Regions from separate parts of the Homo sapiens genome. Here region 2 is linked to region 1. A link is a loop called in an ENCODE intact Hi-C map of the cell type or tissue named here. Cell type or tissue: Caco-2. All regions are shown on one strand.

Region 1 (8,000 bases):
GATCTCTGTAACATGTAATACTATTTAATAGCATTTTACCCACAGTAGAACTTCTTTCAAAATTTAGAGTCTGTCATCTCAAATCCTGATGCTCCTTTATGAACTAAGTTTATAGAATATTCTAAATCCTTTGTTGTCATTTCAACTATGTTTACAGCATCTTCACTGTGGAAATGACTGTCTCCAGAAACCACTTTCTATACACATTCTTAAGCAACTTCTCATCTATTAAAGTTTGATCATGAGATTACAGCAATTCATTCACATCTTCAGGCTCCACTTCTTCCAGACTCCTTTTAATGCTGGAATTTTGACCGCCTCCCATGAATCAGAATGTTCTTAGTGGCATCTAGAATGCTAAATGCTTCCCAGAAGGTTTTCAATTGACTTTGCCCAGACTCTTCAGAGGAATCACTAGTTAGGGCAGCTACAGCCTTATTAAATGTATTTCTTAAATAAATAAGACTTAAAAGTCAAAGTGACTCCTTGACCCATGGACTGCAGCATAGATGTTGTGGTAGCTGGCACGAAGACAACATGAACCTCCTTGTACATCTCCATCAGAACTCTTAGGTGACCAGGTAACATTGTAATGGGCAGTAATATTTGGAAAGAAATTTGAGCAGGTCTCAACCATAGGCTTAAATATTCAATAAACCATGCTATAAACAGATATGCTGTCATCTAGGCTTTGTTATTCCACTTCTAGAGCATAGGCAGAGTAGATTTAACATAATTCTTAAGGGCCTTAAGATTTTTGGACTGGTAAATAAACTCTGACTTCAACTTAAAGGCACCAACTACACTCGCTGGCATTGAACTTCTTCTCCCCAGCTATGAAGTCCTAGATGACATCTCTTCTAATAGAAGACCATTTCATCTTCACAAACTCAGTTGTTTAGTGTAGTCGCCTTCAGTGATCTTAGCTAGATCATCTGGACAACTTCCTGCTGTTGTTGTCCCTTGCACTCTGACGTTAATGGGGATAGTTTCATGAACCAACCTCTGCTTGCTTCCAGCTTTTCTTCTGTAGCATCCTCACCTCTCAGTCTTCGAAGAAAGAATTGAAGAATTAATTAGGCTTTGGCTTAAGGGAATGTTGTGGCTTGTTTAATCTATATAGACCACTCAGACTTTCTCCATCTCAGCAGTAAGGCTGTTTCACTTTCTTGTTTGCATGTTCACTGGAGTTAACACTTTCAAGAACTCTTCCTTTGCATAACTTGGCTAACTGGTGTAAGAGGCATGGCTTTCACCTGCCTGGGCTTTCAACATGCCTTCTTCACTAAGCTTTATTATCTGTAGCTTTTGATTTAAAGTGAGAGACATGTGACTCTTTTACTTGCACATTTACAGGCTACTGTAGGTTATTAATTGGCTTAATTTCGATATTGTTGTGTCTCAGGGAATAGGGAGGTCTAAGAAGAGGGAGAGACTGGAAACCGCTAGTTGGTGGAACAGTTAGAATATACACAAGATTTATCAATTAAGTTCACTGTCTTATACGGGCATGGTTTGCAGTACCCTAAAACAATTACAGTAGTAACAAAGATCACTGATCACAGACCACCATGACAGATACAAGAATAAAAACATTTGAAATACTCTAAGAGTTACCAAAATGTGACACTTACACAAAGTGAGCCCATGCTGGGAAAATGCCCCGATAGACTTGCTCTATGCAGGGTGGCCACAAGCCCTCAATTTGTAGAAAAGGCAGTATCTTTGAAGCACAATGAAGCAGAATGCAATAAAATGAGGTATACTTGTATTCTAATTTTCTGCCATGAAAAACTGTCTAGAGGGCAGTCTCCAACCCTAGGGACTAGATTGCTTTTGTTTTCATGCATGCCCTAAGGTCACAGAGATGGGGGATAACAGTATGATGGGAGATTCTGGTAGGGACTCAAACCTGATGGTGTTCAGTAGTTGCAGGTAGACTGCTGCTAAAAGTTGGACTTTCAATTTAGAATAAAATAATGGGTCAATGTATATTATGTACATTTTCTCCATTTCCTGAGTTTAGCTTTCAACAGTTAAGATACTTGCAACAGCAGAAGTAACACTACATAGTGTTACAGTGTACAAATCCCTTGTCATTTTTATTTTAAAATATATTTATTACCTCAGTCTCTGGCTATATTCACATAGCGCAAGGGCACAAGATCATCCCTTCTGTTTCTCTCTCTAAAGCTGAGTAGGTTCTGAGTGAACTGACAGGCTTGTTTTTTTTTTGCCCAGAATGCTAACCAGTCCTGACATGGAGGGCAAGTAAATTTAAAAATCTTAAATTAGAAATAAAGAATGATCTTAGGAAATTATAGGGTCATTCTGGTCCAGCAGTGTTTTATAACTGGCTTCCTTCTCTTACTAGTCACGGAAATTATTAGAGAGTGTTGCATTTTCCTAATACGGCCCTCCTCAGCACATGACATTTAAGTAAACAACTCTGTGTAAGAGGCAGTTATAATAGTTTATATAATATAAACTATCTGATACACATATCATCTGAAAGCCTGTATTTCTAACAAGTTGACTATGTGGAAGAATAGACTAGTTCGCAGGCCAGAAGATTATACCGTAGATTACACTGGTAAAGAGCAGAAATTGTTGACGCTTTAGTACCTAGCTGTCTTAAAGCATTTTTAAACATTTGCACATTACTAATAAAAAGTTTGAAGTTAACAAGAAATTTGACATAAAACTGAGTAAGCTGTAAATATTTCATATAGAAGATGTCTGACACCTGATAAATGTTACTTACCAAATAGAACTGAAAGTGAGATGATCAGAAAAAGATTGTCCTTGCCTCAAGCAAGCTTCTGAAGCCTAGGCAAGTTAGCTAGGTCCTTAATATGGGATTCTGGCATCCTGATTTTAATGTGCTCTGAAAACAAAGTGTGTGACTCATGAAATAAAGGACACTAAACCCCAAATTTGAAATTATGAAAACTTTAGGCCAAAGAGGTAAAATAAAAACAGCTGTTGGGAGTGAAAAATGGCTGTAGGAATTTAGTTACAAGTACTTCACAAAAACATTTTCATCACATTTACATAATATAGCATTACAATACAAAGCTGGCTGCTGTCCTGACCAAGCAAGTTCTCTTATCATCTAACAAAAATAATTTAGATACATTTCTTTGCATGGAATTGTCATATTTTTCCATTTTTGGTACAAAACATAGAAAAAAACATTGGCACATTATGTAGTGATAAGTCATTTTTTCCCCATGTACAAGTTCCAAGTATTCTGCATTCCAATTTGTATTGGAAAAAAGTAATTACTGATTCAATTAATTCAGTCTCTGTTTGTTTATACCTTTTAAAAATGCAGCATGAAGTACAGAGAAAGAAAAATGAAGTTTGTTTACGGAGTCTAATATTTATAATACATAGGAAGGATCAGCTGGTAAAAGAGAAAGGAAAATCTCGAGTCTGACTTTATGTAGATCACAGGGAGTTGTGAAAAGAGCAGTATAAAAATATGCACTTGTGCTTTAGAAGCTTTTAGCATACAATTAATAGCTTAAAATAGTATTTACTGCCTCCCCATATGCCTATTTTCTGATATATTTACACCACACAATTTTAACATTGTTAAAGCTAATGGCATGATTTCAAATATAGACTGGTTAAAAATATCTGAACCTTGAAACTTCCCCTATCCCCTCCCAAAATATTACGTATAGATGGTGCATGGCACAACATACTGCATGGGCTTACACCCAGAAAATTTGGATTTTAATAAAAATTTTAAACATGTATATAAACTTTTTTTTTTTTTTTTTAAGAAAAGCTTGTCCAAGGGCATTCAAATTTAATGGCTTTTATATAATACTTGGTGTAGTGCCTCGTGGCTGCCTCTGTGAGCCAGAAATAAAGGAAGCTCATGGATTCCCCAAAAATGAAATGCCACTTTTTCCCTCATCATGGATGACTTTGTTAAGATGAACCCCTTTTACAGGAAAGGGGTTACACAGGCTGCTGATACCAGTCTAGAGAGGGCACCCACCAGCCAAGGCTGTGTTCTAACTTAGGTGTCATACCATCGGCCAGAAGAACCATGTAGCCATAGAGGCTGTGAAGCTAACTAGTTTATCTGTAATTTGGTCCTAGTTGTTTCACTTATTTTATGTCGTTTTTTTTTTTTCTTAGATAAATCTGTTCAGATAAGCTCCTTATGAATCCTTCAGATCGATGTTCTTGAGGAAAACAGTCAAGCTAAACAGCAATGATGACTTTTATGGTAAAGGATGAGCTGATCACTAGCTAAGCTACTTAGTCACCATCCTGGGAGATGAGCTCACAGGCACCAAGGCTTTGCTTCCTGTGGCCTGCTAGTTACAGTGAACCAGCTCCATGGATTGACAAGGGTACACAGGATGACAGCAGAGCAAAGGAGTTTGCCAAGTATTTGTTCTGTCATTAAGTATTCAAAAGAACATATATTTTTCTTCATGGAACATAACTTTCTAAGAATGAAATTTGGGGACTTGAATGATTCAAGGTCAAATATTAAACATTAGCTCCTTCACCAATACCTGTCATTGTCATTAGAAAGGAAGGCCTCTCGTTTACGCTACTGTGATTCACAGTGTCCTTTGTCGGTCAAGAGGCCCCCTCTGTGGCTTGGCTTTAGCTGTCAGATGGAAGCCTCAAACTTTTGCACTTTAGGTCATCTAGTGTCTTCCAGTGTTTGTAGTTGTCAGCCAAATGTTGCATCAGGGCTGGCAGATGTGCAAAGGCTGCAAAGACAGAAAAGAATCAAAAGAAACCGGTGAACTTAGACCCCAGGAGCATTTATAAGCCTGGGGGTGTCTGGGACAAGTTTGGGATCAGAATTAGAGGAGGCACACCCTGGGCGAAGCATGAGGACAAGTCATTAAACACTAGTTTCTGAAATGCAAACAGGTCCTTTTTGAAAAGCTGCTTATCAGTGACATTATCAGAAGAACCTGTGATTCAGAGTAAACTAAATACATTTTGCATTCTTTCTAGAGTTTTCCTCCAACGACAGAAAAACACTGCAGTAAGCTTTGGCAGCGTGTCCTTTGAAGAGGCAGAGACTCGTTTATCCAGCTATCAAAAATCCATCAAGTCTTCTGCACACAAGCTTCTGTGCCAGCTGCTGGGGATGCAAAGAATGCACCCCACCCCACTTGGCCACAAAAAGCTGACAGCCACATTTTTAAAAATATATTTTGTTTACCTTTAGGCTCACCCTGTGTCACTAAAGATAATATTCGTAAAGTATAACAATTTTCTTTGGGTGACAAAACAGTAACTGTCTTACCATCCCAAGCATCAAACATGTCTGTTATGAAGTAGTCAATGAAAGAGATCTGAGACTTGGGGATGCTACAGGTATTCCGGTCAAACACTGGCATCACCACAGGTAGTCCCTGTCTCTTCTCTTCATCAGTCTGTAAGAAAAAACCACCACATAGGGCTGGAGGACATGCGAGACACTTTCACAGTAATATCCTGTTTCTCAGAACAACCCTGTGAAAATGGGTCATTATCCAGTTTTCTCAATGAAGAAATAGGCTCAGCAAGGTCCTCAGACTTACGTAAGTCAGCTGAGCTACACTGACTACACTCAGACCTTCCCACTCTCAAGCCTCTTTTTTTGTTTTTGAGACAGTGTCTCACTCTGTTGCCCAAGCTGTAGTACAGTGGTGCAGTCTCGGTTCACTGCAACCTCCGCCTCCCAGGTTCAAGCAATTCTTCTGCCTCAGCCTCCTGAGTAGCTGGGAATACAGGCACCTGTCACCACGTCCAGCTAATTTTTAGTAGAGAAGGGGTTTCACCATATTGGCCAAGCCAGTCTTGAACTCCTGACCTCAGATGATCTGCCTCCCTTGGCCTCCCAAAGTGCTGGGATTATAGGCACGAGCCACTGTGCCTGGCCCCAAGCCTCTTTCTATGTGATACCATAGCATCTCCTGACACATTGATCTCAGGGTACTTAGCCCCTTTTCTGGGATCTGCTTTTATCATTGCAAAGTCAAAGCTCTGTTCAATGTCATACAAACACAAATTCTCATACCAAAACTACTGACATTTACACTGAGAAGAAGCAATAGTGGGTAAAACTGCTAACACCTTAGCATGACTCAATGAACTAGCACCAAACTGTATTAATAGCCATAGTCATTATATTATTTGCTGCCACATGTTTGCACTTAAAAAAAGTTTCAGGCCAAGCCCAATGGCTCATGCCTGTAATCCCAGTGATATGGGAGGTCAAGGCAGGAGGTTCGCTTGGGGCCTGGAGTTTTGAGTCTGCATTGAGCCAGGACTGCCACTGCACTCCAGTTTGGGTTACAGAGTGAGATCTTGTCTCACATTAAAAACAAAAAACAAAAAACAAAAAAACAGAACCAGTTTCACTTGAGAATTACCTCTTTGAAGCAGTAAGAGTTATTAATTGTATTAAATCTTGACCTTCGAAGTACATGTCTCTGTAATATTCTGGATGATGAATGTGATGAAATGGGAGTACACGTACACTTGAACTGCATACCAAAATCTGCTGGTTGTCTTGTGGAAAGCACTTATGCACTTGAATTGAGCTGAACCAGCTGTTTTTATCCATGGACCATTATTTTCACTGGAAAGAATGACTGTCAAACTATGATTGTTCAAACTTGGGTATTAGCCTTGCAGCTTTTGAGGTGTGTGGAAATCTGAGTATTCTGCACATTAAACTAAGGCCATCATCATTCATTGAGCTGAGTATTAGGATCCGCATTTCCTGGTGGTGTATTAAGCCAGAAGGCCAGCTCAAAGGCTTCATTTGTAACTTTCATTTTTAGGTCACCCTGGCTTATGAACATTAGTACATTGCTTTTTGGGAAAAGGACACCTAAATAGGAAGCTTTTATCAAAAAACTTAAAAGCACATTTTTCTCATCCTCCATTCACACTGAGAACAACTAGGAGTAGTACGTCAGGTCCTCTCTCTGTGGGTCCGGGGAAGCCCATTGATGAGCAGCTTTTGGCTTGGCTTGCTCATTTCAGGTCAGTCGATCAAGCAGCCTTAAAATATCCACTGGTGTTCAAGGAGTCATTTGATCCTCACTCCCTTCCTGTTCTTCTCTCTGGAAAGCTCAGAACTACCTGTCCTACTTTTCTTCAATTCAGAGGCTCTCTTCCCAGAAAGCTGCAGTCTACTTACTGGATTTCATGAACAGACACTTCTCAAAAGACGACACACAAGCAGCCAATAAACATAAAAAAAAAAATGTCCAGGCTGGGTGCGGTGGCTCACGCCTGTAATCCTAGCACTTTGGGAGGCCAAGGCAGGCGGATTGCCTGAGCTCAGGAATTCGAGACCAGCCTGGGCAACACAGGGAAACCCCATCTCTACTAAAATACAAAAAATTAGCCGGGCATGGCAGTGTGCACCTGTAGTCCCAGCTACTTGGGAGGCTGAGGCAGAATTGCTCAAGCCTGGGAGGTGAGGGTTGCAGTGAGCTGAGGTCATGCCACTGCACTCCAGCCTGGGCAACAGAGCAAGACTGTCTCAAAAAAAAAAAAAAAAAAAAAAAAAAACTAAACAAAACAAAAGTCCAGCATCACTAATCAGACATGCAAATCAAAACCACAATGAGATACCATCTCAAACTAGTCAGAATGGCTATTAAAAAGTCAGAAAATAACAGATGTTGGCAAGGTTGTGGAGAAAAGAATGCTTATACACTGTTGGTGAGAAATAAATTAGATCAGCTAGCCCCTGTGGAAAGCAGTTCGGAGATTTCTCAAAGAACTAAAAATAGAAATTGCTATTCAACCCAGCCGTCCCATTACTGGGTATATACCCAAAGGAAAATAAATCATTCTACTGAAGAGACACCTGTACTTGCATGTTTATGACAGCACAATTCATGGTAGCAAAGACATGGAATCAACCCAGGTGCCCATCATTGGTGGACTGGATGAAGAAAATGTGGTGCATATACACCATGGAATACTATGCAGCCATAAAAAAGAAT
Region 2 (8,000 bases), 200 kb after region 1:
GACACTAATTTTTCTTTTATCCAACTGTTTGCAAGAAAAATGAATTCCGTATTTGATTCTCTCTCCTACCAGAGGAACATATGGCTTAACTAGAAAGAAAATTTACACAGTTACATTGATTAAATTGAGAACATAAGCTCTTTAAAGAGTATTTTGAGTTGGGCTCTCCTATCATCAGCCACTTAATTTACAAACTTACATAAACTCTTACAGACCTCTCCCTTCCATCCTTTCCTTTCCCTCTGTCAACTTCTCTTTCCCCTGCTTCCTAACAAGAATGTTCTGCCAAAACCTGGACATCATTCCAGACCGTTCTATCTCCCACATCTGCCTTGCCCAAATATCAAATAACTTCCTAATTGTAAAATTAAAATGTATGCCCTCCTATTGCACTACTTTAATCCAGACCCTCTTCATCTATCACCTAAATCATTATAAATGCTGCTAAAATTGATCTTCCATACTAATGAAACCACAACTTGGACTGTGTCATTCCCCTGTTTAAAATCCTCCCTGTGATCACCTTGATAAAGTCTTCATTCTTCAGCCTGACAAACGAGGAACTCCAAAATCTGACCCTCATCTTTCATTTTCTCCATTTCTGATACCTTCTATATGTCTTCCACACATGGTTTACACAGAAAACTACTTGGATGGTGGTCCTCAGGTATTTTACCCCCTCAATGTTTGCTCATGTTAGTCTCTCTGCTTGGAATCTCTCCCTTCCTCCTCTCCCAGCTACACACCAAGTTAATCCCTATTTGTCTTTCAGGGTTACACTCAGACATCCAGACACTGCATTATTGGAGAAGCCACTTCCCTGCCAGGTAGGTTCCATGCTCTTCCTTCATGCTTCCATGGAACACTTCCTCTCTCAGGCATTACAGAACTGTAGCAGACACTTGTAGGACAGGCAGGTTCCAACACAGCCCCCAATGATTCCCACCTATTCGTACTCATGCCCTTGTGTAATCCTCTCTTCCACATCCATAATATGACTACCATCTTACTGATAAAAGAGACTGTCTCTCTTGCTGGCTTTGATGAAATATGCTGCTATATGGGGCAGGACGGTGTGGCAAGGAACTGAGGGTGGTGTCCAGCCAACAGTCAACAAGGAGCTAAAGCTCTCAGCCTAACAGCCATCTAAAAAGTGAATCCTACTAACAACCATGTAGATAAGCTTGGAAGATTTTCTCCAGTCAAGCTTTCAGATAAGACCCTGCCCTAGCCAACATCTTGATTGCAGCCTTGTAAGACACCCTGAAGTACAGGACCCAGATGAGCTGTGCCTGTACTCCTGACCCAGAGCAACTAATAATAAATGTGGGTGTCTTAAGCCCCTAAGTCTATGGTAATGTGTTATAAAGAAGTAAATATCTGCTTGTGTGTTATCCCTTTCAACTCCTCCAACTAAGTATAAACTCACCTAGGGAAGCAACCATCCTACTCAACTTTGTATTCTTAAATCTAATGCAGGTGCTTGATGCCCAGTTAAGCCCTCAGTATATGTTTGTTGAACTGAACCAGTCTGCCCCAAAGTTTCTGCATATTTGACCCCAACCTTGCTTCCCCTTCCTAAACTGAGGCAGGTAACCAACTCTGTCTTCCATTCTGCGTGGCTCACAGCATAGTTAAGATACTCCACCTCCAAGATTATCTCTTATGGACATGCACAGGCACACCTCCACTCTTTATATCATTTTCTCCATCTTTCATTTCCCATCTGTACCTCCAAAATTTTGCTATGAATCTAATTCATCTTTGCTCTCTCTCTCTCATGGGTGCCTTTGCTTCTGCCAGTCTTTCTTCTCCTGCCCCACCCAAACTTCATGAATTAGTCTTTTCTCCCAGGAACCTAATTATTTTTATTGAAAAATGGTATTTAGAGGTATGATCTCACCCATTCATGTACAACTTGTGAGCCAAGAAAACTCCTTGAGCATTGCTAGTTGATAAAGTTGATACATTTATATAAGGAAAAAAACAAGGTCAGTTTAAAAATTATATTGAACATAAGAAAGCACTACAGGATCATTATGGATCAGATATGTGATTCTATCACAAAGATAAAATCCAATTTCTGAAACATACAAAAGAATATACATCTATGCATTCCATTTCTAAGGTGGAAAAAAACTTGATTTTAGGTCTTGGTGATTAATACCAAAATAAGGTACAATTATGCTCTAAGCTCTAATGAAGGCTCAAGAAAGTTCTTTACAACAATCAGTGATACAGAGCCCCCTGTGGCATTTTGTGGGTGCTGACTGGGTTAATGCCAGTGTAAACGCATAGGACTTTAATGTAAGTGGAAAGGCAGAAGTGAAGATGAAAAGGCAGCCACTATTCTTCTCAAATCACTTTGCTGCCATCATAAGGGAGGAGAATTACAATGTCCAACAGATGCAAGACAAACCTCCTCTAAACAATTTGTCTCAGAGATCTCACACCTCCATGAAAATGAAACTATAGCTGGGTTGAAAGCAGAAAAAAGTACATTTTACTCAAAGAAAATCCTCTGAGATTAAGATCTAGAGATCTTAAGCTTGAGCTTCAGCTAAAACTATATTACTATTTTACAATTACTAAACAACTAAAGAGTCCAAGGAAAGTCTTTGTATGATAGGCAGAAGTTAATGCTCTGGATAGATAAATATATTCTTTCTGGAAAACATTATGTCACTATTGTACTAAAAAATTAGACTGTATGATATGAAAATATATAGGCATAGGGCCATTCCCTGTATCACCATTACAATAGCAAAAATTACTGGAAATAATCCCCCCAAAAAACATCAATAGGGGACTGGCTGAATAAAACAAAGTACAGCCACATGATGGTATACTATGCAGCTATGAGTAGGAATGAGGAATATCTTTATGAACTACGATGGAATGATCTCCAGGATATCTGTTAAGTGAAAAAAGGAAAATGCAGAAAAGTTGAGTTCTGCAGAACATATGTTAATGTGTATTTTAAACAATGGTATGAAATGCATAACATTTTAAAATGTAATTACCAATAAGGCAGAGGGCATAGAATGTAAGAGACAGAGATAAAATCTAAATGTCTCTGAATATACCATATTTTACGTTGATGCATATAAATAATTTACATTCTTATAACACTAAACTAAACATTAAAGAAGACCAAATCAAAAGGAAAATGAAATAAATAATCCTAACTGTATTGTGCTAATCACTAACTGGTCCATTGTTAGTAGAATAGCCACATAAAAAAGAACTGATTTAAACAATTATAAACACAGTAATTTGCCTGCTCACCCCTAGTGGGACAGACCCTAATATCAAAAATCACTGGAAAAAAATCAAACTGTTTTCAGTGTTCATATTGATCATGAAGTCGTGTTGATCACTGGTATTCTGAGATGTGTGCGTGGGGTGTGTGTGTGTGTGTGTGTGTGTGTGTGTGTGCACGCGCATGTGGGATCTAACAAATGAGGAATTATCATGATGATGTTAAGAACCAGGATTTATGTCATGGGAAAGAGGAAATAGAAACGTAAGACTGACGAGGTTGAAGAAAAGGCTTGTAGTCCTAAATTTAAACTGGATGAATAAGTATACACTCACGGTACATTTTTATCTTTCAAAAGTATCTATTTCCTGGCTATGTCCACTTAAAAAGTCCAGAAGCAATGACCAGTCCATTAGCAATGAACACCCGAGATCATACCTCTAAATACCATTTTTCAATAAAAATAATTAGGTTCCTGGGAGAAAAGACTAATTCTAGATCAGAGACAGGGAATGGACGCAACAAACCTGGAACATCTAGTCAGTCCAAAAAGGCAGGAAATCTGTCAAACATTACTAGCAGACTATGAAAAGGACACAGGAGCCAACGTGGCTACTCTGAGTAGACAAAGTCAGGACAACTGAGCATCAGTAAGGACAATAACTGCAATGGACTATGACACATCTAATATTTATAAACTGATAATTTTATAGGAATTCAAAAATCATCACTGGTTACCTTTGGAGGATGCTAGGAAATCAACTCATTATTTTGAAAACTGGCAAATGGAAGAGTAGAATCAAGCATTTGCCCTGCCTTTCTCATATGAACTGTACCTCAGGATAACCAACTATTGGATGGAGGGAAGTTTATCTTTATAGATGCATTCCAGAAGCACTGTAGAAAGAATGGTAGGCTTTTGCAACCCCTAAGGAATTAATTGATCTAGGCAACAATCATCAGTGGCTGCTAACGTCTCCAAGAGACACAACCAGACATCATGTGCCTCCTGATGGAGGTCCATGACACTACCTATAAAGTAGTCTTCCCCAAAAAAAAAAGTAAATAAACCTGAATCCTATCAAGCCTCTAGATCTAACTACCAACATACAGGGAATACAAGGCCAGAAGAATGTGGTTAATGATACCACAGGAATGTAATCAGCAAAGTCCAGACTGTGGGAAACTCTGCTGGACAAATGACCCAGTTTCTTCAACAAACAAATTGTAAGAGAAAAAGAAAGAGAGGAAAGGGAACTCACAGATGACAAGATCCTTAAGAAACATATCAATTGATTGCAATAGCTAGATCTTATTTGAAAGATGATTAAAAAAATCTTTAAATGAAAATGTTTATGAGATAGGGAAACTTCAACACTGTCTTGTATTTGATAATATTAACAAATTATTTTAATTTAGGGATTTGCTAATAGTATTGTGGTTGTGTTTTCTAAACAGTCCTTCTCTTTCAGAGTTACATACTGAAATAGTTACAGCTGAAATAAGAGGATGTTTTAGATTTGCTTTAAAAGAATCCCAAAGTATGGGGGAAAGTAGGAGGTATAAATAAAAGAATAGTCTTAATTTGTTACTGTTGAAACTGGGGGATGTACACGTGAGGTTTCACTATCCTATTCTCACTACATTTGTATACATTTGAACTTTTCCATAATAAAAAATGTTAAATTATGAGCCTTCAAAAATCGGCTTGTATATTATTATCAATAATAAGCAATATTTACTGGGTGTTACATTCAAAGCTAGCAATGGTACATATATTGATTATATCATCCTTGCAGTAACTCTATGAGGTCAGAACTTTCACTATCCTTATTTTTCTATCCTTAGACAGAAGAAGTTGAAAATTAAAGAAGCTAAGCCATAGAACCAACAGATGGTACATACAAGACCACAGTACAGCATAGTTCTCTGACATCAGATCCCAAGTGTCCAGTGAGAAAAGCAAGAACCATTTTATATATATTAAGAAGAGATACCGCTGTAGTGAACTGTTTACAAAGGTGTTAGAAGGTATGGATGAACAAAGGGAAGATGGAGGTAGAGCTGGAGAAACTAAAAAGATAAAGCAGTAACATCCAGAGACAATAAACTGTTAACACCCTGGGCTGACACCCGCCAGCCCACACTCATGCTGATCAGCGGAGGGGGCTGGCATCATCACCACTCAGGCAGCACCACTGCCACTTAGCAGGGGCCACTGCTATCGCCTGTTCCTTTCTCTCACATTCCAATTTCCTGCCAGTATCTCCTACCTGTGGAATCTAAGAGGAAACCATCTGGAAAAGTAATGTGGAAGATGCAGCTTGCAGACTTCTAGCCTCATATAATACAAAGGAGAAAATGGGGAAGCAAAAATGGAGCTACAAACTAAGAGACAAAAAACCAACACCACTACTGTGCTATGCTTGTCAAGTTACAATGTCAAATTGTAAATGCTTGACTTAGAACCTTGATGTAAATTTCACTTTCTTCCTCCGTTTTTCCAACATGGTAGCTACTTGTGTGGTCATTATGCACTTGAGATGTGGGTAGTCCCTACTGAGATGCAGTGTAATTGTAAAATACATTCCAGACTTTAAGAACTTAGTTCCAAAAAAAAAGAAAGAATGGGTGGGGGGAGGGGGGAGGGATAGCATTAGGAGATATACCTAATGCTAAATGACGAGTTAATGGGTGCAGCACACCAGCATGGCACATGTATACGTATGTAACTAACCTGCACATTGTGCACATGTACCCTAAAACTTAAAGTATAATAATAATAAAATAAAAAAAGAAAGAATGTAAACTATCTCATTAACAAATTTTATATTGAGTACATGTCAAAATAATATTTTTAATATACTGGTTAAGTGAACATGTACTAAAATTAATTTACCTGCTTATTTTGACTTTTAAAAATGTGATTCATAAAAAATTTTACAATTACATGTGCAGGTTACATCTGGGTCACATTTTATTTCTATTGGGTAATGCTGCTTTAGAGCTTCAACCCAAAGCAAGCCTTATCTGGCAGTCTCTGAACCATAACACCCAAGAGTATTCTCAGCCATCAACTCCACCAGACTTTAGAGTCCTTCTTAATCAGTTCTCTTGGATCCTATTTATGTCTGGCAGCTTTGAGCTCCAGGCTTAGAAAGCCTGACCTTAATTCTGCCTCTGGCCCCTGCCTGTGGCCGTACAGTTGTCTGCTCCTTGGCTTTTCCTTACAGTCTTCAGCTGACTTACCCCTCAGGCTCACAGTTCTTCATGCTCTCCCAGTAGGAGTGTCTCACCTGGAAGAACCCAATTCCCAATCCGTAACTCCTGCCAGCCAGCCGGCACTCAGTCAACACATTGCCTTCCCACAGAAGACGACAATATAGGGCACAAACAATGGAAGCTCCCGAAACGTGGAACTATGTCATATTCTGTTTTTTGAGATGGAGTCTCCACTCTGTCACCCAGGCTGCCTCCCAGATTCAAGTAATCCTCCTGTCTCAGCCTCCTGAGTAACTGGGATTACAGGTGCAAGCCACCACGCCCAGCTAATTTTTGTATTTTTAGGAGAGATGGGGTTTCACCATGTTGGTCAGGATAGTCTCGAACTCCTGACCTCGTGATCCACCCGCCTCAGCCTCCCAAAGTGCTGGGTTTACAGGCATGAGCCACCATGCCCGGCCATCATATTCATTTTTTTTATCACTCCAAACCTAGAGTAGCGCCTTAGTATAAGGCAGAAAATACACACACACGTACTTGAGAACCTAGCGGGTTTACAGGGACTGTACCTCTAGGTTGTACCAATCCTTTTAGAGATGCATTATCCCTACCGTGCAAGGAGAAATCATGCAGCTTCTCCAAAGTCACAAAGTTTGTACAGGGCAGAGCTGGAATTCAAGCTGGAGTCAGTGAGCACCTTTCCTTCACACCAGGTTACCCTTTTGCAGCCACAAAAATTATAGCAAAGGAGCTGCAAGGGGGCCTTGTGAAATGCCTCCTTTCAAAAGCTCCATGATGTTTGGGGCCTTGGCATGACTAGAGAGGGCTAGGTGGACACCAGGATGTGCCTCCACCCCCAGGGTGGTCAGTGGAGTCCCCATCTACAAACAATGAGTTTCGAATAAGGACACACTCAACTTAGCTAGAACTGTTTCTTCAAGAAAAGTGCCTCACCAACTTGAATAAGCTCCCTTCAGTCAAAACTGGGCAGTCTAAGCACAAATAGGTTTAATAACTGCAATGCATCAACACATCAAATACACATAAACCCATAACGATTCATAATGATACTAAGCAAATTAACAGGCAAAGAACTCCTGTCACCTTAGGAGAATGCTAGGGAGTCAACTCTTGAAAAAAGTTTCTTGAGGCATTCCAATGAATACATGAAGACAAAATGATAGCATATCACCATTTTACAACCTCTAATGACTAATGGATATAAGCAATGATCGTTAATAAGAGTTAGCATCACAGAAAAGAGACAACCAAACATCCTACAAAACTTCGCATACTCCGATTTTCTGTTAGCATCACAGAAAAGAGACAACCTCCACCCTACAAAACTTAGTATAATCCAATCAAACCTCTAAATCAAACTACGGTTTCTAGCAAACACAGAAGGCAGGGAAACATGTTAGATGCATCATGGGAATGCAATAAGTAAACTTTAGATTGGGGGAAAATCTACAGGACAAACAACCCAGGTTCCTCAACAAACAAACTGCAAGTATAT

The links. Peaks named below come from ENCODE experiments on the same cell type or tissue, not always from the same donor. Only the 100,000 strongest peaks of a DNase experiment are listed, where the experiment ranks them.
Region 2: it touches region 1 in a loop (5-fold over the local background); 7 of 110 quality-filtered maps call a loop at or near these places.

What each region holds. Positions count from the first base shown.
Region 1 is chr5:77,423,193-77,431,192 of GRCh38, reverse strand. PDE8B (phosphodiesterase 8B) reads right to left here. Exons shown (of 22, transcript NM_003719.5): 21 at 5,297-5,426; 22 at 2,937-4,748. The coding sequence ends at 4,639. WDR41 (WD repeat domain 41) reads left to right here. Exons shown (of 13, transcript NM_018268.4): 13 at 1-260. Among named protein-coding and RNA genes, the nearest start is that of WDR41, 65 kb to the left of the region's middle. In Caco-2, no CTCF peak of the experiment used is centred here; DNase peaks (open chromatin) are centred at 4,334 and 4,792.
Region 2 is chr5:77,221,287-77,229,286 of GRCh38, reverse strand. The region is part of intron 1 of PDE8B (phosphodiesterase 8B); the gene reads right to left. Among named protein-coding and RNA genes, the nearest start is that of PDE8B, 15 kb to the right of the region's middle. In Caco-2, no CTCF peak of the experiment used is centred here; a DNase peak (open chromatin) is centred at 4,416.